Regions from separate parts of the Mus musculus genome. Here all the other regions are linked to region 1. A link is a loop called in an ENCODE intact Hi-C map of the cell type or tissue named here. Cell type or tissue: gastrocnemius. All regions are shown on one strand. Region 1 has its middle 7.9 kb from the start of Terf2. Region 2 holds the start of Nob1 (NIN1/RPN12 binding protein 1 homolog). Region 3 holds the start of Wwp2 (WW domain containing E3 ubiquitin protein ligase 2).

Region 1 (8,000 bases):
TAGTCAGATCTTTATTACAACCAGTGTTTAATTCTTTGCCTGTACAGAATTAACAATGGAAAATACTGGAGAGATGGCTCAGTGGTTAAGAGCACTGACTGCTCTTCCGAAGGTCCTGAGTTCACACCGCAGCAACTACATGGTGGCTCACAACCATCCTTAATGAGATCTGACGCCCTCTTCTGGAGTGTCTGGGGACAGCTACAGTGTACTTACATATAATGAATAAATTTAAAAAGAAAGAAAGTACAGAGACACACCACACAGTTTGAGTAAGGTGACCCAGCAGAGGACCATGCTACCATGGAAGGCCAGGTGGGATGGATGTTCATAGTCTGCGCTATCACAGGAGCCATGTTAGGGTCCGTGGTTCTGGTTGTTGGCAGAAGCCTCGTTGATGTCCGTGGTCTGTGCAGCCACCAGGCGCCAGAGACCATGTTGGCGTCTGTGGTCCTACTGCAGCCAAAGGCTGTGCTGGTGTCCACGGCCTGCCTATGTTACCACCAAAAGCCGAGTCGCGTTGTGGTCTGTATTGCCACCTGAAGGAGACCTGCTGATGCCGGAGGCCATATGGGTGTCCCTCCTTTGTGCTTCCATTGACTGTAAAAGGGCAAGGAAACTACTTTTGCGGTGGTATCGATGACTTCAGACACACTTTGGAGAAAGAGAGTCATAGGAAGCTTCTGACACAGCTCCTACCTCTAACTACCCCCCAAAAGGAACAGCCTAGACAGGAAGCCATTGAAGAGAGTAATACTTAAAAATGGTGATAAAGATCCTGAAGTGCAGCTCTCCATGACTGATGGCTTCTGGCAAGGGATGGGTGGAGAAGGACTCCATTTTCTTTAAGGGGATGGCCAGAGTTTGACCATGCTCCAGTGAGTATATGAGCAACACAAATTGAACTTGAGGGTTTTTTTTTCTACTTTCTTGGAGGGGGTGAGGGTGGGGGAAGCACAAAGGTATCAGGGGAGGCCTGGAAGGACTGGGAAGTGAGTGTACTAGGGAATGTTGTGTGAAATTACCAAATACTCAATAAAAATATTATGCTGAAACATTTTTAACATTTCTTTAAAAAATTTAAACATTCTTCCATAATCTTTTCCCATAGTAAATATATGTATATATTATGAATGTACTTAGACTTTTTATATATAATAGGTTGATACTATATATAGTCATAACTTTTTCCTTCTTCCTTTATTTATTTATTTAAGACCGTCCTGTTACAGTTCCTAGCTGGTCAAGGACTCAAAGCAGCCCTCTATGTATGTGTTACTACCCCAGGCTGCTTCTTTCTGAAACTTCTTTGAAGTACACAGACATCATGGCTCGAGGCGTAATCCCTGAATTCAAAAGGTAGAGGCGGCAGGAGGATCTGAAGTTTGAGGTTAGCAGCACAGTGAGTTTGAGGCCAGCCTGGAAATGCATGAGACCCTATCTAAAGTAAATAAATAAAATATCCTATTCATACAGATATTTGTAATGGTCTTAGGCAAGTCACTTAACTCCCTGAATCCTGTCTTCCATCTATAAATCTGGAACAAAAATACTCCTTTATTGGATTTTAGTGTAGTGATGATACACAGGTTGTAAAGCATTGGCCTAGCACAGGCTGATATAAATAACAAATAGTCATAGGTATTTTATTTTATTACTTTATTTTCACAGTACTGGGGGTTAGACCAAAGGGCTTACCCATCCTCTGCTTGGTAAACAGCTATGGCTTGGTCCTCTGTTGTTGTTTTTCCAGACAGGGTTTCTCTCTGTAGCCCTGACTGTCCTGGAATTCGCTCTGTAGACCAGGCTGGCCTTGAACTCAGAGATCCACCTTCCTCTGCCTCCTGAGTGCTGGGATTAAAGTACTGCTGCCCAGCATCTCATTTATTTATTTGGCTTTTAAAAGAAGTTTTATTTACTCATTAATTTATCTGTATGTGTGGATGTCTGAATGTGTACGATGTGCACAAAGCCAGAGGAGGCCAGAGAGGTTATTGGACATTTGTACAGATGTAGGTATTAGAAAATGAGCATAAATCCTCTGAACGAACATGCTACACTCAGAGAGCCATCTCTCCAACTCCACTGTTTTGTTTTTTTGTTTGTTTTGTCTTCTTGATGCAGTTTTACTGTGTGTGCCTGGCCAGCCTAAAACCGATGTACAGACCAGGCTATGACAGTTAGGACTCCCAAGTGCTGGAATTACAGGCATGTGGTGTCATATCCTCCTCCCAGTCCCCACTTCTCTCTCTCCTTCCCTTCTACCTTCCCCACCCCTCTGTGTGTGTGTGTATGTGTGTGTGTGTGTATGTGTGTGTGTATGTGTATGTATGTGTGTGTGTATGTGTGTGTGTGTGTGTGTGTGTGTGTATGTATGTGTGTGTGTGTGTGTATGTGTGTGTGTGTATGTGTGTGTGTGTGTGTGTGTGTGTGTGTGTGTGTGTGTGTAAAGTCCGAGGAGAGGAAAGATCTCAAGTAGCTTCTCTCCTCTTTGAGATCCAGAAATTGACTTGCTGCCATCAGAGCTGCCCACACACACACACACACACACACACACACCCTGAGCCATCTTGCTGTCCTTCCCTCTCCTTTTTTGTTAGTGTTGATGTTTGATTTTTTACTTTTATTTTGACAGAAAGTCTTACTAAGTTGCCCAGGCTCAAGATGAACCAGCTCTGTAGCCAAACAGGCCTAGAACTTGAGATCCTCCTGCCTCGGCCTCAGCTGAGGTTACAGGCAGGCGCCAGTAGCCCATGATCCAGAGATATTTTATATATTAAATATTTCTATTGCTCTATTCTTTTTCCTTTATATACTGAGCATTAAATAACTGTTGGGTAGTTAGGTAGGTAGGTAGTTAGTTAGTTTGACAGGGATGCCGTTTTTTAAAATCACAGAATAAGATTCCTAAATATGGTCCACACCATAATTTAATTTTTCTAAATTATAAGTGATTCCCCGATGAAAAACCCTCAAACTGTGGTGCCCATTTATGATCCTTCCTCCAGGAATAATTTCTAAAATTGGAATTTGTATAGCTAATGATGGCTTGTTCCTTTCTGAGTTTGTATCTTTAAAGGTTGTATGGATTGCTGCTCCCACCATCAATAGCGCTGCTGAAGGCGCCTTCCCTGACAATGGATATTACTAACTTTTAAAACTGTGCTGGGGCCAGGTTACCACGCCACACCTCTAATCCCAGCCCTTGAGAAGCAGAGGCAAGCAGGACTCTGTGAGTTCAAATACAACCTCCTCTACATAGAGAGTCCCAGGCCAGCCGGCCTATATAGTGAGATCCTGTCTCCAAAACAAAAACAACAACAAAAAATAAAGTAAAGTAAAAGAAAGACTCCTATGCCAACCTCAGGCTTACCCACACGATGTGCACACATGGCACATACATATCTGCACATACACAAATACACATACACATATTTACATTCACATGTCGGCAAAGCCAAAAACAAGCATTGTTGATTGCTCATTGTTGAATTCAGTAGTATTTGCAGGCATTATTTCATGTTCACATCCTACTTAAAGCTGTATACGTTGTCTGTTTGGTAGACTGGCCTCTCAAGTAGACAGGGGAAATTTTTGACTCCCAAAACTTAAATTTTTACCCAAGTCAGTAAGTAAAGCAGAGGTCTAAGGCCTGCCTGTTCTTCACCCAGCGATGGTGGCCTTTCCCCTACACCACTCTGCCCCCTGCTGGAGAACACTGGAGCTCATGAAGCAACCGAATTCCACAAAGCAGTTCCCTAGACTTTTCTGGGTATTTGTGGGAGATTGTTGCAGGACGTTTGATCACCCTGTTAACCTCCAGATTGTGTTGTTTGCTGGAAAAAAAAAACTATTTCTAGTTGTGTGTGCCTCAGCCCTCATCACACATCTTTAATCCCAAACAACGAAGGTAAAATTAGTTTGTAGAAAGAAGCACTCATGTTTCAAAGTGAGGTCTGAGTGGCAGAGAATACGAGAAGATTTTACAGAATAGCACACGCTGAACTCTCTGGAGAAGAGAGGAAAGGGAAGCTACTTAAGAGAGACAGGGCAGAGAAAAAGGGAGAAGGCAGTTTTACTGAGACAGTGGTACAGAGACAGTTTGCAGAGAGAGAACAAGCTAGACATAGGTGAAGACAGAACGAGCCAGAGAATGAGAAGAAATCAGAAGATTAGAACAGAGTGAGTGCCAAAGCCAGATTGAATCAGTCAGCTTGGAGAGGGGCTTTGAACAGAACAACTGAGTTGAACCAGCCAGGCAGAGCTCATAAAGAATTAGAAAGAGCTGCACGGTGGTGGCGCACGCCTTTAATCCCAGCACTTGGGAGGCAGAGGCAGGCGGATTTCTGAGTTCGAGGCGAGCCTGGTCTACAAAGTGAGTTCCAGGACAGCCAGGATTATACAGAGAAACCCTGTCTCAAAAAAACAAACAAACAAACAAAAAAGAATTAGAAAGAGTGAGTTCCAGGACAACCAGGGCTACACAGAGAAACCTTGTCTCTGGACAAAAAAAAAAAAAAAAAAGAATTAGAAAGAGTGAAATTATTCAGCAGCAGATCCCAGAGGCTGAAAATATTCTAGGCCTAGATACAACTAGGCCTAGATATGACTGTACGGAAGCTAGAAGAGTCTAGGGCTAGGCTTAGGGTAGCGGACTGAGGTAGTAAGCCGCAGAGACGACAATTATAACAGGCCATAAAAAAATCACTTTTACAGTAGCTAGAGGACATTGGTTCAGCCATGTGACACTGGGACTTTTAAAAAGTTAGAACAGCTCCAGGTGCTCTGGAATATCAGCACTCGGCAATGAAAGCATGGGAACTCAGGGGTTTGAGGCTAGCCTGGGCTAGATTCTAGGTTTAATATAGAAACACCCACAATTTAAAAAGGTGTCAGAAGTTTGGTTGGTTGGCTGAAGCGTTTATCAAAAGGTGGCCTCCTGAAAAGGAGTTGAAGATGCCGGATATTTTTTGGCTTAGTGTTGATGGAGGGATTTTTTTTTCCTGGCTCAGGGAAATGGCAGTTCTAGAGTGGGTACGCTGTGTAAAGCCTAATCCTTCAAAATGAGAAGGCCCAGAAGATATGTCCTTCACGAATCCAATAAGACACAAACTGGTGAGATGAGGCACCAGCACATTTTGCAGAGTTTTGTTGTTGTCTTTTTCCTTGTGCCAGACCTTAGGGTTGGAGATGCTGCCGCTCAATTGGATGAATTAAATGCAATGGGTTTAATTGGGCCCCAAGGTAGCAGAGGCCAGGTGGCAGCATTGAATTGCCAGAGGCAAGGTGATCTAAAGTGGTTATTATAATGGGAAAAGGATATGAAGAGTCCCATGTAAATACTCATCAGAAGGTGACTTCAGCTGAGGAGGGGTTCAATAACCAAGTGGATAAGATGACCCGTTCTGTGGACAGTCAGCAAGATTCGCCCAGGCCTCGGGCCTCTGGGTGAAGCGGGACGAGGGAAGTTTGACTGTGCACAGGCTGTGAGAAGCCTCAAGACCCTGCTCCAGGGGTGGGGAAGTCCAGTCTTAGGTCCCCTCAGGCCTGTCAGAATTGGCTCAGGGTCCCTGGGCCTGCGCAGAGGCCGAGGACAATAGGTTCTCAGGCTCTCAGACATCCCAGATGCTGCTGTATGCCTCGGAAGAGCTGAGAAAGGAGCGTGGGCATGTGTCCGGAGCCTAGTGTCTGGGAGGATGCAGCAAACTTCCTTTCATCCCTTGAAGATTAATCTGCTGGATCTCCGGGGTTAAAACCGAGCTCGACCAGAAAACAGGCTGCCTTTCACAGTCCCACACTCAGCCATCCCTGAACAAGGTAGCCATGGTGGCCAAGATGGAGGTTATGCTTGGGCTCAGCAACACGGACTACCACTCACCAAGGCTGACCTGGCTACAGCTGCTGCTGAATGCCAGATCTGCCAACAGCAAAGACCAACACTGAGCCCCAGATATGGCACCATTCCTCCAGGTGACCAGCCAACAACCTGGTGGCAGTTTGCCTGCATCGGACCACTTCCTCCAAGGAAAGGACAACATTTTGTTCTTACTGGAGTAGATACCTATTTTGGTTCTGGGTCTGCCTTTCCTGCACAAAATGTTTCTGCCAAAACCACCATCTATGGACTTACAGAATGCCTTGTCTACCATCATGGTATTCCACACGGTATTGCTTCTGACCAATGAATCATGTCACTGCCAGAGAAGTGCGACAGTGGGCCCACAATCATGGAATCCACTGGTCTTGCCATGTTCCTCAGCATCCTGAAGCAGCTGGCCTGATAGAAAAATAGAATGGTCTTTTGAAGACAGTTACAGTGCCAATTAGGTAGCAGGAACCTGGAGGGCTGTGACAGAATTCTCCAAAAGGCAGAATATGCTTTGAATCAAAGTCCAATATATGGTACAATTTCTCCCATAGTTAGAATGCATGGGTCTAGGGATCAAGGAGTGGAAAAGTGAATAGCTCCACTCACTATCACTCCTAGTGACCCACTAGGAGAGTTCTTGCTGCCTGTTCCTGCAACCTTGAGTTCTGCAGGCCTGGAAGTTTTAGTTCCAGAGGGAGGAGTGCTCCTGCCAGGAGCCACAACAAACATTCTGTTGAAGTGGAAGCTCAGACTTCTCCCTGGTCATTTTGGGCTTGTAACGCTCTTAAACCAACAGGGTAAGAAAGGAATAACAGTGTTAGGAGGGGTGCTAGATCCAGATTACCATGGGGAAATTGGCTTGCCTCTCCGCAGTGGAGGTAAGCAGGATTATGTCTAGAGTGTGGGAGATCCCTTAGGGCGTCTCTTAGTACTACCATGTCCTGTGATTAAAGTCAATGGGAAACTACAGCAGCCTAATCCAAGCAGGATGACAAAGGACGCAGACCCATCAGGAATGAAGGTATGGGCCACTCCTCCAGGAAAAGAGCCAAGACCTGCTGAGGTACTTGCAGACGGTAGAGGAAATACAGAGTGTGTAGTTATAAATACCATCTAAGGCCATGTGACCAGTCGCAAAAACAAGGATTGTAAGTGACATGAGTGCTTCTGTTTTATTTTGTCATGAAAAGGATGTTTCCCAAGGGACATTGACCTATTCTAAATTTACAATGTGTTTTCAGTTATATGTGGGATAGTTCTGTCATGTTAGGAGTATTTATGACCTGGTTATTGTTTCCATTTGGACATGAAATATGATTTGTTTCAGCTTGACAAGGGTTGGATTGTGATGGCTATTTCCAGTTGTCAGCTCAACTGTATCTGGTATGAACTACAATCCAGAAATGGAGGACATACCTGTGATCTAGATCTTGAGGAAGGAAAACACAAACTTTTGATCCAGACTTTGAGGCATAGTGGCCATGAAAAGCTTATGCCCAGGCAAGTTGGTATACCCATCTAATCCAGGAGATAGAAGCAGGCAGATCTCGGAGTTCAAGGCTAGCCTGGGACAGAGCAAGTGCCAAATGAAGCACAGTTTAAGTTCAGGCATGGTGTTGCCCACTTTTAATCTGGACCATACTTCTGGAAGAAGGAAGGCTTTGTTCTTTGCCTGCTTGCACTTTCTTGCCAGCACATCTGTTGGAACCTACTTATTCAGGAATCCAGCTTCTACCGAAGACCAAGCCAAGTGAAACACCCAGGGATTGAGCAACTCCTAGATTCTTGGATTTCCCATTCACAGCTGCCCACTGTTAAGTTAGTTGGACTGCAGACTGTAAGTCATTCCAATAATTTTCCTTAATACATAGAGAGACATCCCATAGGTTCTGTGACTCTAAAGAATGCTAAGACATCTGTGAATTCAAGGCCAGCTCTGATCTACAAATCAAGTTCCAGAACAGCCAGGGCTGTTACGCAAAGAAACCGTGTCTCAAGGAGGAGGAAGAAGAAGAGGAAGAGAGAGGAAGAGAAAGGAAAAGGAAGAAGGGTGCTTGGTACTAAGTGGAATCTCATGCAGTTGAGAAGCTTCTGTCTGGAAGAAGACGTCATCACATAGGCAAAGTGGCAG
Region 2 (8,000 bases), 320 kb before region 1:
GATTGACAACATCACAAGCATACTGTGCGTGAACAGCCACACCCAGCCTTGTCCTTTTATGTTTTCTTTGAGTTAGGGTCCCATGTAGCCCAGGCAGGCCTTAAACTCTGTATAATAGGTGATTTTAGATCCCCTGGGCCACCAGAAATGTCACTTTTCAGGTCCTGCCTATACCTACCATGTCAGAAACTGAGACCCAGTGAGCTCATTTGTACAAGCTCAACAGGGGGTTCTGATGCACACTTGAGTTTCAGAATCACTGACCCACATCAGAGTCTTCTGTGTCATTTATCTGAGACAGAATCACTTGTAGCCCAGGCTCGACTTAAACTAGATATGTAAGCAAGAGTGACCCTGAACTCTCAATCTCCCTACATGTCAGCGATCCTGCCTTCAAGCCAAAGTGATGGGGCTGTCTGCATGAGGCACCAGGACTAGCTTTAGGTCAGTTTTTCTTCTAGGGTTGAAACCCCAGAATCTTTCATCAACTTGTGTAAATCTCTTTATTAGACTCTGGTTCCTGTATCTTCACTCACTGTTTAGGTCAATGTAGAAAGTCCATTGCAGATAGAGAAATCGGGGAAAGAGATAAAAATTTGATTTAGAAAACTGAAGCCGGGCGGTGGTGGCACACGCCTTTAATCCTAGCACTTGGGAGGCAGAGGCAGGTGGATTTCTGAGTTCGAGGCCAGCCTGGTCTACAAAGTGAGTTTCAGGACAGCCAGGGGTATACAGAGAAACCCTGTCTTGAAAAACCAAGAGAGAGAGAGAGAGAGAGAGCAGAGGTGGAAGGGTGCAGACAAACATCTCGAATTGATGTTGACATTCTGTAGTGCAATGAACATTGGTTGTTGGTGAGTGGAAGGGAGGAGGATGGCTCAGAGATGCCTACCTTGAATGCTTTTGTTGGTAATGCCTTAAAAAATAAAATAAAGTTAAATAAAATAGGACTAGGAAGTGGTAGCATATGCCTGTAATATCAGCACTGAAGCAGAACTCTTGAGTTTAAGTCCATCAGCGATATATAGAAAGACTCTAAGATAATAATTATTGGAGCTCTAACAAGTGTAGATGCTAGGAAATTTCAGATGGAACTTCCTAGGAAGAGTGGACTTGGGACAAGGATTGGACATACATGATTTTTTTTTTTTTTTTAGAATAGGTTTTATTCAGGGCATGGGGAGGGGAGTAGTTGAGGAAGTAGAGACAGAGAAAGAAAGGAAGAGAGAGAGGGAAAGGAGTAGAGGCCGGCCATGAGCACGTGGAGGGAGAGGGGGGAGGGAAATGGGAAGAGAGGGGGAGCAGGAGCAAGAGGGCAGAGCAAGAGAGCAAGAGCGACATAAATGCTTCGAGAGAGCCCTTTTAGGGCTGGACAGATGGCTTACCTGTTAAAAGCAGACCAGAAAGAATTAGATTCCCACCACTTAGATTAGGTGGATCACAAGTGCCTGTGACTTCAGCCCACGGGGAGTGGCACGCGCACGCGCACACACAGACACACACACACACACACACACACACACACACACACACACACACGCACGCACACTCGCACGTGCACACACGCACACGGACGCACAGATTTAAAACTCACATATATACATGATTAGAGTTTGTATACTGTGGCCATTAATACCTGGCAGATAGTTGCTATTTGCTGAAGAAAAGAACTTGAATTGATGAAGGTGCAAAAAGTTAGGTAGAAGGTACTGTGTTTGCAAGGCAAAAAGGAGAGAATTGGATGAAGAGTGAGAAGCCAGGGAGAAGGCAAAGAATCACCAAAACCAGCTAAATCCTGAAAGAAGCTACAGTAGGCAGTGTCAGCTCCTGCAGAGGAGTGGAGCTAGCTGAGAAAGGATTCCAAAACACTGAGAAAATTTTCCATAAAGTTGGATAGTCTTCAACTGGGGTCTTATTTCAGAACAGGCAGCACTGTTGGAAGCTAGAGATTGGAGCGATTGAGGGGTAGGAAGATTGGTGATATAAAATATTTGGGGATTAGGTTTGGTGGTCACAACTTTAATCCCAGAGCAAGAGAGGTAGAAGGAGGCAGATCTCTGAGTTCAAGGACAGCCAGGGCTATGAAGAGGCAGCAAGTTGCATCTTTACCTGCCTAGCCTGAGAACCTGTATTCCATAGCAGTCTCTCTCTCTTTTTTTTTTTTTTTTTTTTTTTTTTTTTGTTTTGTTTTTCGAGACAGGGTTTCTCTGTGTAGCCCTGGCTGTCCTGGACCTCACTTTGTAGACCAGGCTGGCCTCGAACTCAGAAATCCGCCTGCCTCTGCCTCCCCAGTGCTGGGATTAAAGGCGTGCGCCACCACGCCCGGCCCCCATAGCAGTCTCTTAGCAGAAGGAGATAACTGACTCCTGTGGTTGTCTTCCAGCCCCCACAGGAGCACCTGGAATGCTCCCCCACCCCACCCCCCGTGTAATTTAAGATGTTTGGGGATGCAGAAAATATTTAAGTCAGACGAAGGTACCATCCCGGCACTGAAGGGTTTTTGATACGGGACAGATGAGTAAATGAAAGCAGTTGCTAAAGGCTCAGATCAGCGTTGCCAGCATGTAGTAGCCCAGATCTCCTAATCCCAGAATTGAAAGGAAAATCGGAAGTCATTAATAGTCATTACTACCCCTTCTGTTCGATTTTCTAGAAAATCATGTGCCTTGCTTAGGGAGATGGGGCAAAGGTATAAAGTAATACAGCCATTGTCCCAAGATATTCAAATAAAGTAGGACTGCGTGGCTGTATAACACAACGGATTTTAAAAAGTGGTTTCAAGTCAGTTCGGAGGTTATCTGGCCAAGTCAGCTTGGCTTCCTTGCTTGTAAAATCGAATATACCCTACTGATTTGTTGTGATTTGTTGTTTCTAGCTACTGACTTTCAACCATATGCCATATCTACAGGTTTTTCCTTTAAAAGTAAAGAAAGTTCTATGAATTCCGAGGACGATTACTTAAGGAGTCCCTCAACTTTAATCATGCACATAGCCCCCCAGGCAGGGCAAGCGGCGCGGCTGTGTATGCGCGCAGTCCTGAAGGGGTGGCCGGTGGCCGCTAGGGGGCGCCGCGAAATCGCAGCAGCTGTTCCTCCGGTCTGAGGAAGACTACTGTGCAAACCCAAGAACGGCGCAGGCTCCATACGCATGCGCGGTCTGTCCTTGACAGCCAACATGGCGCCGGTGGAGCACGTTGTGGCTGATGCCGGAGCTTTCTTGAGGGACGCGCCTCTGCAGGTACTGGGGATCCCGCCGCGGGGCCTGGGCTTGAGGCCCTCCAGGGATGCGTGTGGGGTCAGGCGAGCGGGATAACTGGGCCGGTCTGTCCCCAGGACATCGGGAAGAACATCTACACCATCCGGGAGGTGGTGCGAGAGATTCGCGACAAGGCCACGCGCAGGCGGCTGGCAGTGCTGCCCTACCAGCTTCGGTTCAAGGAGCCTCTCCCAGAGTACGTGCGGCTGGGTGAGTGAGTGCCCCGGCCCAGCCTTGTGGCAGACAGACCCGCCCCGATCGGTAGCAGGCAGCGTTTGTTTTAGAGACAGTCGGTTCAGCCTGGCTTTAATAGTGCCAGCCGTGCGCTCCACGGTGTATCACAGGCTTTAAGCTTTATCGTGAAAATAGTAATAATATCTGCCTCCCCTCCGCGAGGACTGAAGACCATGCGGATATACCTCTTGGAGAAGTGTCTAGCAAATTGGACACATGAGGTAAAGTTGTGTAGACTCCTAAGACTCAGTGCGAGAGCGCTCTACAAGTATACAGAAGGCTCTGGGTGAATTACAAATAGAGAACCTAGATCTGTGGTCCTGTGTGTAGGGTGATTATAGTTTCCAGTGGAGGCAACCTCAACTCAGAAAAAGGCATGCAGGCTGGGCGTGGTGGCGCACACCTTTAACTCCAGCACTTGGGAAGCAGAGGCAGGCGGATTTCTTCTGAGTTTGAGGCCAGCCTGGTCTACAGAGTGAGTTCCAGGACAGCAAGGGCTACACAGAGAAACCCTGTCTCGAAAATAACAAAAATAAATAAAGAAAGAAAAGAAAAAGGCACACGATATAGACAGTGGTGCAGTCTTCGTCCCGGGGAGATAGGTTTCAGGGTCATGGGTCCCAGGCCAGCCTGAGCTAGGTAGTGAGACTGTCATATTAAAAATAAAAGGGGATTGGGCCCAGTGTGATGTCACATGTTTTTAGTCCAAGCCCTCTGAAGTCAGAGGTTCCAAGCAAGCCAGGGCTATATATGTAGTGAGATCTCATCTCAAAAATAACAAATTTTAAAAAGGAAAGGGGATGTGTTTAGGGCTTGCATTAGTTCTGAAAAAAAAAAAAAATAGCTGCCTAGGGGTCATCGTCCTCTTCAGGAATCCAGGTTAGTAGGGAGTGGAGGCGTCACTGAGGCAGATGGTGGTCAGGGCTCTACCTGCTCTGCAGTGGTTTCTGTAGCTTTTCCCTCCGACTTGATAGTTACAGGGTCTCTGTCAAGTGGCTTCAACTTTCCAAAATACTAGTAGTACCTCATAGGATACGGTTGGGAGGAAATGGGTCAACATATAATCTACATGCTAACAAAGCACTCACATGCATTTAAAAAAAAGGGTTTTTGTTTTGTTTTGTTTTTGTTTTTGTTTTTGTTTTTTTGAGACAGGGTTTCTCTGTGTAGCCCTGGCTGACCTAGAACTCTGTAGGCCAGGCTGTCCTCAAATTCAAACCACCTGCCTCTGTCTCCCCAGCGCTGGGGCCAAAAGCATGCACCAGCACTGGCCGGCAAGTAAGTGAATCTTACTACAGATACTGGGAACATTTGCTGGGTGCCCAAGGAAGCTTGTTTGTTTTGAGGCAGAGGCAGGGTCTCTCCTCTTTATGTCCAGCTTGCTCAGGACTCTCCATATAGACCAGGCTGGCCTTGAACTCAGAATTGCCTACATCTGCCTCCCACATCCTAGTATTAAAGGAGGTATGTACCATTCTGGGACTGGAGAGGTGACTGAGCTCTTCTGAAAAGCAGAGGTTCACTTCCCAACACCCACATGGCAACTCGGCCATCTGTTAACTCCAGTTCCAGGGCATCTGACACCCTCTTCTGAACTGAGGGCACTAGGCATACACGTGGTGGACAGACTGGCATGTATACATATCAAAGCCATTCATAAGCATAAAAATAAAGATATGTACGGCCACGCCCTGCTATTAATACCAATTTTTATAGGAAATGTAGCAGTGTGTCTGTCACTCACGCCGTTATTATAAGAAGACACTTTTCTGATATGAGAAAATTGTGTGTTTATTGACAGTGTCTCAAACACTGTAGTAGCCGGTGCCATTCACTGTGGATCAAGTATAGTGTGCTGTTCTTAAAATCTTTAACAAACTGACCATTAGGGGTTGGGAGTTTAGCTCAGTGGTAGAGCACTCTCCTAGCAAGCGCAAGGCCCTGGGTTCGGTCCTCAGCTCTGAAAAACAAACAAACAAACAAACAAACAAAAAAACCACAAAAGACCGACCATTAGTACACAGTGCCTCTCTCGGTTTCATCAGAGGCCGTGGTTACAGCCCAGGTAACTTTCTGTCCCATCCTGCACTCAAACCCTCTGTTAATCTGGCTGCTGTACAGAAGTAAAGAGTAGAGCTTAGAAAGAAGAAAGGCGTATACTGATAACCGTGCTTTCCCGAGGAGCTCTGTCTGTCAGCCTTGCCTTGTTCCCCGATCTCAGGGATGAGAACCTCACCTTAGAGCTACCTCACTCGGGCGGGGCTTGGTGGTGGTGAACGCGGACTTCTCAGTCACAGAGGAGAAAGTAGATGGCGCTGTTTTTATGGGATACAGATTCTTATTGCTGTTTGGTTATTTGGCAGTGGTGGTTTTTCGAGACAGGGTTTCTCTGTGTAGCCCTGGCTGTCCTGCAAGTCACTCAGTAGACCAGGCTGGCCTCGAACTCAGAAATCCGCCTGCCTCTGCCTCCTGAGTGCTGGGATTAAAGCCGTGTGCCACCACTGCCTGGCTGACTTTGAACTTTTATGAGGCTGAAGATAGCTTTTAATTTTTAGTCTCCATGGAGTACCAGGATTACCGTAGGAGTGAGCCACCTCCCCCAGATGGAATATTGATTCTAAGTCCTTCGAGAAGAAAACATTTGTGCATGGCACAATTTAGATGAGGTTAGAGGGCAGCCTGATAGGATGGGTTTTCTCCTTCCACCATGCAGCGCCCAGGACCAAATTCAGGTGGTCGCATTTGCTGCCAGACACCTTTACTCTGTAGTGGCCCATCATTTCAGTGGCCCATACGGCATTTGTTCTGGTGTGTGGTGTGTGGTGTGTGTGTGTATCTGTATCTATGTATGATGTATGTATGCGTGCCATGTATCTGCCTGGTGCTCTCAGGCTGGAAGAGGGTGTTAGATCCTTTGGAATTGGAGTTAACAGTTGTGAGCCACCATGAGGATACTGAGAACTGAGCCCAGGTCCTTTTTAGTGCTCTTAACTGATAAGCCATCTCTCTGGGCCCTACATGTGTTCTTTCCATGCTGTGGTTATCCAAGGACTTGTCAGTTTGCCCTTAACTAAAGATAGAAATCTCTTGTTTGCTTGCAGTAACTGAGTTTTCCAAGAAAACTGGGGACTACCCCAGCCTCTCTGCCACAGATATCCAGGTGCTGGCTCTGACTTACCAGCTGGAAGCAGAATTTGTCGGGGTGTCTCATCTAAAAAAAGAACCAGAGAAGGTAAATGAGGGGGTTGGATTGTTTGGTTGGTTGGTTTGGTTTTGAAATTTGTGTGTGGCTTTATGCTTTTGGCATGGTGGGGAGGATGCCTGTGGAAGCCAGAAGGGGAGTAGAATTACAGGCTTTTGTTAACCACTGAACCAGCAACACCGGTGCTGGGAGTGGGACCCTAGTCCTCAGGCTTGTACACTAAATGCTCTTAACCACTGAGCCACCTCCAGCCCCAGGTTTCTTTGTTTTTTTTAGTGTACTCTATATTATAGGAACTGTCAAGTGTGAAAGAAGGAATATTAGAGTGGCCTTGGTGGCCTTATAAGTCACTTCTACATTACCATCCACAGTAATCGTTTCATCATGCAGAGCCACAACCCAGTCTGTTTTCAGCTAGGAGGTCTCTGCTGTTTTTGCGACATGTAGCTTCTCCCGTGTGTCTTTATTACATGCTCTTAATTAAAATAAAGACAAAGCCGGCCGGCTAGAGCCCTGTAACACGATGACCTATGACTGAGCCTCTGTGAAAGGGTAGATGCGTTGGCTAGAATTGGCAGTTCTAGTGCTCCCATTCTGATGAGAGAGGCGGCAGAATCGGCAGGAAGCAACAGGAGAGACGTTGCCTGAAACAAAGACAAGGCACACGGAGAAAGTGGGTCCCAGAGAGACCGTCCTCTGACCTCCGTGTGGGCACCTGTGTGCTGTGGCACCTCACTCTACTCCGTCTTCCTCATATACACGATTAACCGATCTTTATAGGACAGGGTCTCACTATGTTGTCCAGTTTGGACCTGAACCCTTTTTGTATTAAGACAAGATCTCATAATATAGCCTTGCTTGTCCTTGAACTCACAGAGACCTACCTGCTTGCATCCCAGAGCAGTGGGATTAAAGGCATGTGCTACCAGGTCCAGCTCTTTGTTTATTTTCTGTATTTCATTTCTTTTGTGCATGCGTGTATGTGTGTGTGTGTGTGTGTGTGTTGTGTGTGTGAACATACCACAGCTTGCTAGAAGGGTCAGAAGCCTATGGGAGTTGGTTTTCTCCCTCAACTGCATGGGTCCTTTTACTTAAGCTTAAAAATAACAATAGCCTTGGGCTGGGATGTTGCTTCTTACTAAGTGCTTGTCTCATGCCTGAAGCCTGAGTTCAGTTAGTAGCAGTGTTATGTGGAGAGTGGAGCTCACTTGTCCTGTATCCCAGTGCTCTGGAGACTCAGAGGTTCAAGGTGGATGCTCTATTTAATGAGTGTAAGGAAGGTGAGCCTGAGCTACCTTAGACCCTGCCT
Region 3 (8,000 bases), 330 kb before region 1:
AGATGCAGCACACCTGTGATCCTGGCACCCAAGAGGCTAAGGCAGAAGGAGTGTCCGTTTAAAGCTAGCCTGAGCTACAACATAAATTCCAGAAAGTCTGAACACTGAGCAAGTGTGAGACCTGCCCCTCCCACCCCCAAAACAGGACTGCTAAGATTACAGGCATGAGTCACTACATACACCCTGCTGAAACTCATTTAATTATATTGTCTTTAACACAGTAAATATAAAATTTTACCACTTATAGATTACATTTATATGATTTTACTAGAATATAAAAACATCGGTTGGAGCCAGCAGTAGTGGCACATGCCTTTAATCCCAGCACTCCAGAGACCAAGGCAGGAAGATCATTGTGGGTTTGAGGCCAGCCCAATCTACAGAGTGAATTCCAGGGCAGCCAAAGCTACAGAGAAACCCTGTCACAAAACCAAACAAATAAACAAACAAGCAAACAAGCAAACAAAAATCAATGCAACATTGCAGTTTTCGTGTTGAATCTCCAAATTCTGATGTATTTGACATTCATAGGCTGTACCAGGCTTTGACAGCTATGTGATCATCAGCCTCCATACTGAACAGCCAAACTCCAGAACAAGGCCTGTAATAAAGTAGGGGTGTACAACCATCCACTGAAGGAAGAATATTTTCCTCGGAAAAGACAACTGTGGCAGAAGCTATGGTTTGAATGGGTCTCCAAAGTGTATGTGTTGCACCCTAGTGCAACAGGCTGGAAGGAGGAACTGAGAAATGAGGTCCTGAGAGGCCTGGTGCTCACAGAACACTACCAGGGCCGCTAGTTCTGTGCATACACTTGTTCTCTTGCCTTCTACCATGGAATAACTTAGCAGGAAGGCCCTCCAAGAGTAGAGCCTGTCTTAGTTAGGGATGTACTGCTGCTGTGAGCAGACACAAAGACCAAGGCAAGTCTTATAAAGGACAACCTTTAATTGGGGCTGGATTATTGGTTCAGAGGTTCAGTCCATTATTATCAAAGTGGGAGCATGGCAGTGTTTAGGCTGCAGTCAGAGCTGAGAGTTCTACATATTCATCTTACGGCTGCTAGTGGAAGACTGGCTCCTAGGCAGCTAGGATAAGGGTATTACAGCTCATGCCAACAGTGACACACCTACTCCAACAAGGCCACACCTCCTAATAGTGCCACTCCCTGGGCCAAGCATATACAAACCATCACACCCTCCATCTCAGACTTTCCAGCCTCCATTCCCAAGACCAACTTCTTCAGTTTATAAATTACCCTGCAATGGGATGAGACTGTACACAAGTATAGAGCAAGCAGGGTTTTCTCAGCATTATCAGTTACACTGTACAATTATAATTTTTTCTCTTATCCTATTCTATTTTTTCTACGTCTTTCTTTCTCTTTCTTCCTTCCTTCCTCCCTTTTTCTTTCTTTCTTTCCTTCCTTCCTTCATTTCTTTCTTCCTCTTTTCATAACCCAAGCTATAGCTGAACATTTGAACTCCCAGTAATCCTCCTGCCTCTGCCTCCCAAGTGTTTGGATTACAGGCACTTATACCCAACCTAATAGCATATTTTTAAAAATATTTTAAGATGAAACTTTTTTTCTCTTTCGAGTCTTGGCTCCAAGATGACCAAAAAAAGAAGAAACAACGGTCGTGCCAAAAAGGGCCGCGGCCATGTGCAGCCCATTCGCTGCACGAACTGCGCCCGGTGCGTGCCCAAGGATAAGGCCATCAAGAAGTTTGTCATTCGGAACATTGTAGAAGCCGCTGCTGTCAGGGACATATCTGAAGCAAGCGTCTTCGACGCCTACGTGCTTCCCAAGCTCTATGTCAAGCTGCATTATTGCGTGAGCTGTGCCATCCATAGCAAGGTTGTTAGGAATCGATCCCGCGAAGCCCGGAAGGACCGAACACCCCCACCACGATTCAGACCTGCTGGCGCTGCACCTCGACCTCCACCAAAGCCCATGTAAAGAGGCCGTTTTGTAAGGACAGAAGGAAAACTACCCTGGAAAAATAAAATGGAAGTTGTACTTTAAAAAAAAAAAAAAAAAAAAAAAAGAAACTTTTTATCGCTTCTATGAATTAAAAGTAATAGGTCTAAGAAGAACAGACCTAGGTTATAGAGAAAGTGGCTCATTGGGTAAAGGTGACTGCCAGCAAGCCTGACAACTGGAACTCAGTTCCCAGGACCCATAGAAGGAGAGAGCCAACTCTTGCATTTATTTACTAGTTCCAGAATCTAATATCAGGACTTCAGTAAGCCTCAGTTCTTCATCTGTGAATGAAGCAATGCAACCTTCAGAGATCTGGAAATGAATGAGACGAGACGCTGAGCCAGGCACAATGGTGAATGAAGGCCTGCGACCCCAGGTCTTGGAAGGTAGAGAATCTATCGTAAGTTCCTCCACAACATAACCAGTTTGAGGCCAGCCTGGGCTAAAACCTACCTTCTATCAAAAAGCTAAAAGACCCTGTCTCAGAGAGAAAGGGAGGGGAGGGGGGAGAAGGGAGGGGAGGGGACTGGCTGGACCGGACAGGGAGAGAGGTTGAGCATAGTAAATAGCGCACAGCTTTAATCCCAGCACTTGGGAGGTAGAAACAGCTGGATCTTTATGAGTTCTAGGCCAGCCAGGTCTACACAGTAAAACTTTTGTCTCAAATAAATAACCAAAATAAAAATAAATGAGAATCTGGTATCAGTTCTTTGCAGATGGGGATGTAGTCACTAAATGAAAGACTAAGATAGACCTGGTGGTATTGGCCTCAAATCCTAACTACTGTTGTGTTGGAGGCAGAAGGATCACAAGTTCAAGGCCTGCCTGAGCTACAGGAGTTTGAGGCCACCCCAGGCAACTTACTGAGAGCCTGTCTCAAAAGGAAAAAAATAAAATAAAAAATTACAAAAAGAAGGGAAGTGGGAAGGTGCAATGTTCAACAACAACAAAAAATTAAGAGACTGACAAGCCAACTGAAGCCTTCTCCTCATGGTTCTGGCTTTCCATAGACCAGTAACACTAAACAGAGAAAGGGACGGGAAACTTATGCTCTAACCCCTTGTTCTCCACATACACCGAGCAGTGTGACCTTTAAAAACTCATTTACTTCTCAAACACTGACCAAGTACTCCTAACATACCAGGCCTGGGGCTAGTAGCCAAAGAAGTCAGGTAAAATAAGATCACTGCCCTTGAATGATTTACAGTCCTAGCAGGAAGACAGTAAACAAGGAAGAAAAACAAAATGAGGATGTCAGGCAGGCTGAGACTAAAGAGATGCAGGCGAAAGCACTCACTGCTCTTCCACGGGACCAAAGGTCAGTTCCCAGCATGCAAATCCAGAGGCTCACAACCACCTGTATCTCTAGCTCCAAAGGACCCAATGCTCTGTCTGTCCTTGGTGGGCACATACACACAGGAACATACACACAAATAAAAATACATCTTTTATTTTAAGTCAATTCTCTTAGCTTGTTATCTATAAAGTGTGAATGACTTCTCGAGACTGCTACAAAAATTAACTTTTAAATGCTTATAATATACCCCCCAAGTCTTCAACTCCTAATATATTAATGCAAAGTGCTTTTTCCCCCCTAGCGACCTGTGATTCTGGCTCCTGTCAATGTCCCATTTGAACCCTGACCTTCGTTGCATTCATAAACTTTGCTTCACTTCTGCAAACCTTAGCAAAAGTGAAGGGAAAAGAGGGTGGCCTGTTTGTTTATTTAGGCTGGCTTGGAACTTGGAGCCATCTTCAGGCCTAGGCCTAGAGGATGAAGAATCTTAAGATGGGTATTTTTAACCTCAAAAACTACGATCTAGGTCACAGTTCTAAGGAACACAAGAGAAACTTCTCAGTCACCCCACCTAGTCACAGCTGGTCAAGATAAGCAGTCACATGGTAAAGGAAGCTGCATAATTTAAGCTTGAGAGGTCTCAAATCGGTATGGGCAGACTTTCAACTGTCCATGACTTCAGCAGTCAATGCGTTGCTGAGGTAACGCCGGCCCAGGTCGCCAACAACAGTGTAGGTTAAAAGTCTTGTTATGATCACAGCAAAGCACCTACACGTCTTTTTTTTTTTTTTTTTTTTTTTTTTTTTGGTGGCCTCCAAGATGACCCGATCCGGGAGCATCTCAAAGAAAGACGATCTGATGGGCAAGGTTCCCAACAAGTGGAAACCCTACCCAAACAGGGCAAAGTGGGTGTGACCAGAGTCAGACGATCAAGACTCAGGGATCCCTCCTGAAGTTTAAAGAACTGAACAGAACCGGTATCAAAGTCCCGGATCGCCATCCTTTTTAAAGAGGACGGAAGGAAAAAAGACTCTTGGAATGGGGTCCAGGCCGCATCGTCCAGATTTTTTTCTCCCTGTCCCTACAAGCCAGACGCCCACTCCCAGGCAGCCCCTTCCAGGGAGCAAATGAGTCTTCCCCGGCTGAGGTCGGGCCCCCTTCCCAGACAGACACGGCTCCTCCGCACCGCAGGCACCCGGGGCTGGGGGTCTCCTTCCGGAAGCGCCACCAGCGGGCGACTCCCGCCGGGCCCCGCGCCCACCCCGCCCGGGCGCGAGCCGGGACATCCCTCCTCGGAGGCCGGAACCGCGCGCCAGGCCCCTCCCACAGGAAGCCGCCGCCCCCCGGCGCCCGCCCCGCGCCGCCCCCGGCCCCTCGCGCCGCCCGCCGCCCCCTGGCTGCCCCGCGCCGCCCGCTCGCTGCCGAGCCCCCCAGTGCCCCCGCGCCACCTACCTGCCGCGGCCACACCAGCGGCGCCTAACTCCGCTCCACTTCCGCCTTCCAGCGCCCGCACTCGGGCCGGGTCACGTGGGCGTGCGCGGTCACCTGACCCGGAAGAGGCTGGCCGGGGCGCGCAGGTGCGGACCACCTAGGACCCGGGCGGCGAGCGTTTGACCCGCTCAGGGCCGGGATTGCAAGGATCACCCGGGCTGTGCCCGAGCAAACGTATAAAATAAGGGCTCACCGGGCCCCGGGGTCTTTATGTATGCCTTTGGAAGCAAGTACAGTTGTTTTCCCGCCATGGTACAGGTGGGAGAAGACCATCCGATCAGTTAAGTCAAGTCTTGAAGGAGTTGCTGGATAAAAAACAGTACGCTCCCCCCCTCCAAACTTGAGTGTCAGATAAACCGTGTAACTCTAAGCATGTCCCCAAATTTGCAAAGGATGTTTTGGTACCACAGATGTATACTGATCAAACTTGAGCATCCCATGTAATGTCGTTAGCTTGTGCCAACTCTGTAAGGCCTTGTTCTCAGTTCTAGAAGTATAAATGCCCTGGCCTTTGTAAGGCATCTGTTGTTCCAAGAAGCAAAACTGGAAAGAGGGACGGGAGTGGAGCATGGGACATGACACACGACAACCTGACACCCTTTCAAAACTTCCGGAGTCCCTACGTGTCTTCCCCATGGGGAACCAACTCCCATCCCCCCCCCCCCGCTCCCCTCCCCTACGGAGTAAACTGAACATTATGAATTAACAAACAGGGAATCTATGTAAGTAACCCTGGCTGACCTGGAACCCAGCGCTGTCCTTGGCCACCTGATTCCTGGCATTGTAGACATACCTCACCGTAGCCTGGACAACAGAAACTTTCTGGGTTTTGCAAGATTGACAGTTGAACGTGACTAGTCCAGGGCGTCCCAACTGACCTATGTTCCCAGCCATTTTGCTTCCTTTCTGGTTTTTATTTGGAACAGGGTCTTATTTTAAATGCTCCAACTGGCCAAGAACTTTTAATTCCATTGCCTTAGCTTCTGAGTAGTTAGGATTACCAGTTTATACCATTGGGGTGGAGGGTTAGGGGTGAGAGAGGAGACAGGTGGGGCAAGATTTTATGTAACCTAGGCTGGCATCCACCACCGAGTTAATTGTTCTGATTACCTGGATTTTTGTTGGGTTTTTGTTAACTGAAATATTACATTTTCATTTGTATTTTATTACATAGATGTTTCTCTTGAAGTGTATCTGTGTACCACCTGTGTGTCCGGTGTCTTTGCTGTGGGGTATCTACCAAGAGAAAGTCTTTATTAGCCACCCTGTGACTACACTGGGTGTTCAGGATCCCTGTGTAGTATCAAGCCTTTCTCGGGGCGAGGTTTTAAGCGCAAAATTCGCGTCCTGGGTCGACATGCTCCAGTTAGCAGAAACAGCAACAGAACTACAGAAGCCAAAAGGCGAGATGAATGCATCTAGAGACTTTCCCAGAACTGGGGACTTTGGTGGATTATGTCTCTGTTTTCTTTCTTTCTCTCTTTCTTTCTTTAAGATTTTATTTATTTATTATTATAAGTACACTGTAGCTGTCTTCAGACACACCAGAAGAGGGCGCCAGATTCCATTATGGGTGGTTGTGAGCCACCATGTGGTTGCTAGAATTTGAACTCAGGACCTTCGGAAGAACAGTCAGTGCTCTTACCCGCTGAGCCATCTCACCTGCCCCCCCCCCCCCCCCCCCGTCTCTGTTTTCATGTTGGCAGGTGGTGCTGTCTGTGTGCTGAGTTTTATGGCCACAGTGGTACTTCCATCATGGAGTCAGTTCGTAGTGAATGAGTCAAGTCATGGACTCACCCTACTCTGAAGAGGTGTAATTGGCCAGACAGTGGTGTATACCTTCAGTCCTAGCACTCAGGAGGCAGAAGCAAGGGAATTTATGTGAATTGAAGGCCACCACTGGTCTACAGAGCAAGTTCCAGGACAGCCAGGGCTACATAGAAAAGCTCTGTTTCAAAAAAAGAAAGAAAGAAAGAAAGAAGTGTAGTTGGTCCTAAGGACCATTAATTTTACTGGACAGATACACTGATAGGTAACCGGCCACATAATTTAAGATGCACGGCCCTATCATTCCGCCAATCAGAATGAGAATTAAAGATCCATCCAGTGCTGATAACAGACTAGTTAGCCAGGGGACCAAGAAGATAGAGACAGGTACTATTTGATTTATGTCTTCATCTGTTTTTCTTTTTGAAGTTTTCCTCTACATGACAAGACTTTTTTCCTAATTACTCTTGATCAATTACCATTAAAAAAACGACAGGTCTTCCCCCAAGCCATACATAGATAGTTTCCTTTATCTCCTAAGAAGTATGTCCAATTCTCTCCAATTTTATATGAGCATTCCTTCAAGGGAATCCAACTGTTGTTTTAATTCAGACATGGAAAATTTTAATACCTCTAGATCCTGATCAACCTGTCTACTCAGCTTGGAAAACATCAGAAAAGGCACATTTAGTCAAACCGTTAGTACATGGCCACCAGGTAGGCGCAGAGCCCCAATAATATTGCTGTTGTCCAGATGAGTTAGCCCACAAGGCAGAATAGCAGACATCAGAATAAGGGCAAGTGCCTTGATGAAAGGCTTAGGATATTAGACAAGTTCCTGTCCCTTGTACGCCCTTTAACACTACTCTGAGCTTTCCCCATCCCACTTTCATCAGTCAGTGGGCTGACAGTCTGATTTCTGGCTGGGGATGATGGCCTCTATCCCAGGGTCCCTTCCTGTGGCATAGAGTCAGATTCCCCAGGCCTTCCCTGTTTTTCAAAGGTCGGAATCTTTCTTAAGGGATTTTTCAGGAAGCCTCAGTCCCACAACTCTTAATTTTTGCAGTGGGAGGCTTGAGAGATGGCTCAGCGGTTAGGTTAAGAGCACTGGCTGCTCTTCCAGAGGTCCTGAGTTCAATTCCCAGCAACCACATGGTGGCTCACAACCATCTGTAATGGGATCTGATGCCCTCTTCTGGTGTGCATGAAAACAGCTACAGTATGATCATATAAATAAAACAAATAAATCTTTAAAAAAAAAACAACAACTTTTTTTTCTTTTTTTGCAATGGAAACTCCCTTATTCCTGGCAACTAGAGGGCCTGGCCACAGGGCATGTATAGAATTGTAAACTCTGTATTCCTATCTCAAAAGAGAAATTCCCACATCTTTCCTCTCCTCAGCACAACCAGACTTTTTTTTTTTAACATTTATTTATTATTATATCTAAGTACACTGTAG

The links. A loop is a pair of places that touch in the nucleus more often than their neighbours do. Peaks named below come from ENCODE experiments on the same cell type or tissue, not always from the same donor. Only the 100,000 strongest peaks of a DNase experiment are listed, where the experiment ranks them.
Region 2: a loop joins it to region 1, with 7 times the contacts of the local background. A loop is called at or near these places in 16 of 42 quality-filtered maps.
Region 3: a loop joins it to region 1, with 3 times the contacts of the local background. A loop is called at or near these places in 16 of 42 quality-filtered maps.

Annotation. Positions count from the first base shown.
Region 1 is chr8:107,100,444-107,108,443 of GRCm38, reverse strand. No RefSeq gene overlaps it. Among named protein-coding and RNA genes, the nearest start is that of Terf2, 7.9 kb to the right of the region's middle. In gastrocnemius, a CTCF peak has its summit at 3,708 (motif pointing left); a DNase peak (open chromatin) is centred at 3,702.
Region 2 is chr8:107,420,203-107,428,202 of GRCm38, reverse strand. Nob1 (NIN1/RPN12 binding protein 1 homolog) reads left to right here and starts at 3,165. Exons shown (of 9, transcript NM_026277.3): 1 at 3,165-3,237; 2 at 3,333-3,465; 3 at 6,591-6,721. The coding sequence starts at 3,175. In gastrocnemius, no CTCF peak of the experiment used is centred here; DNase peaks (open chromatin) are centred at 2,388 and 3,110; H3K4me3 peaks cover 2,468 bases; H3K27ac peaks cover 2,261 bases.
Region 3 is chr8:107,433,175-107,441,174 of GRCm38, reverse strand. Wwp2 (WW domain containing E3 ubiquitin protein ligase 2) reads right to left here and starts at 4,805. Exons shown (of 24, transcript NM_025830.4): 1 at 4,734-4,805. It also overlaps the pseudogene Rps26-ps1. In gastrocnemius, no CTCF peak of the experiment used is centred here; DNase peaks (open chromatin) are centred at 4,589 and 4,776; H3K4me3 peaks cover 1,821 bases; H3K27ac peaks cover 1,835 bases.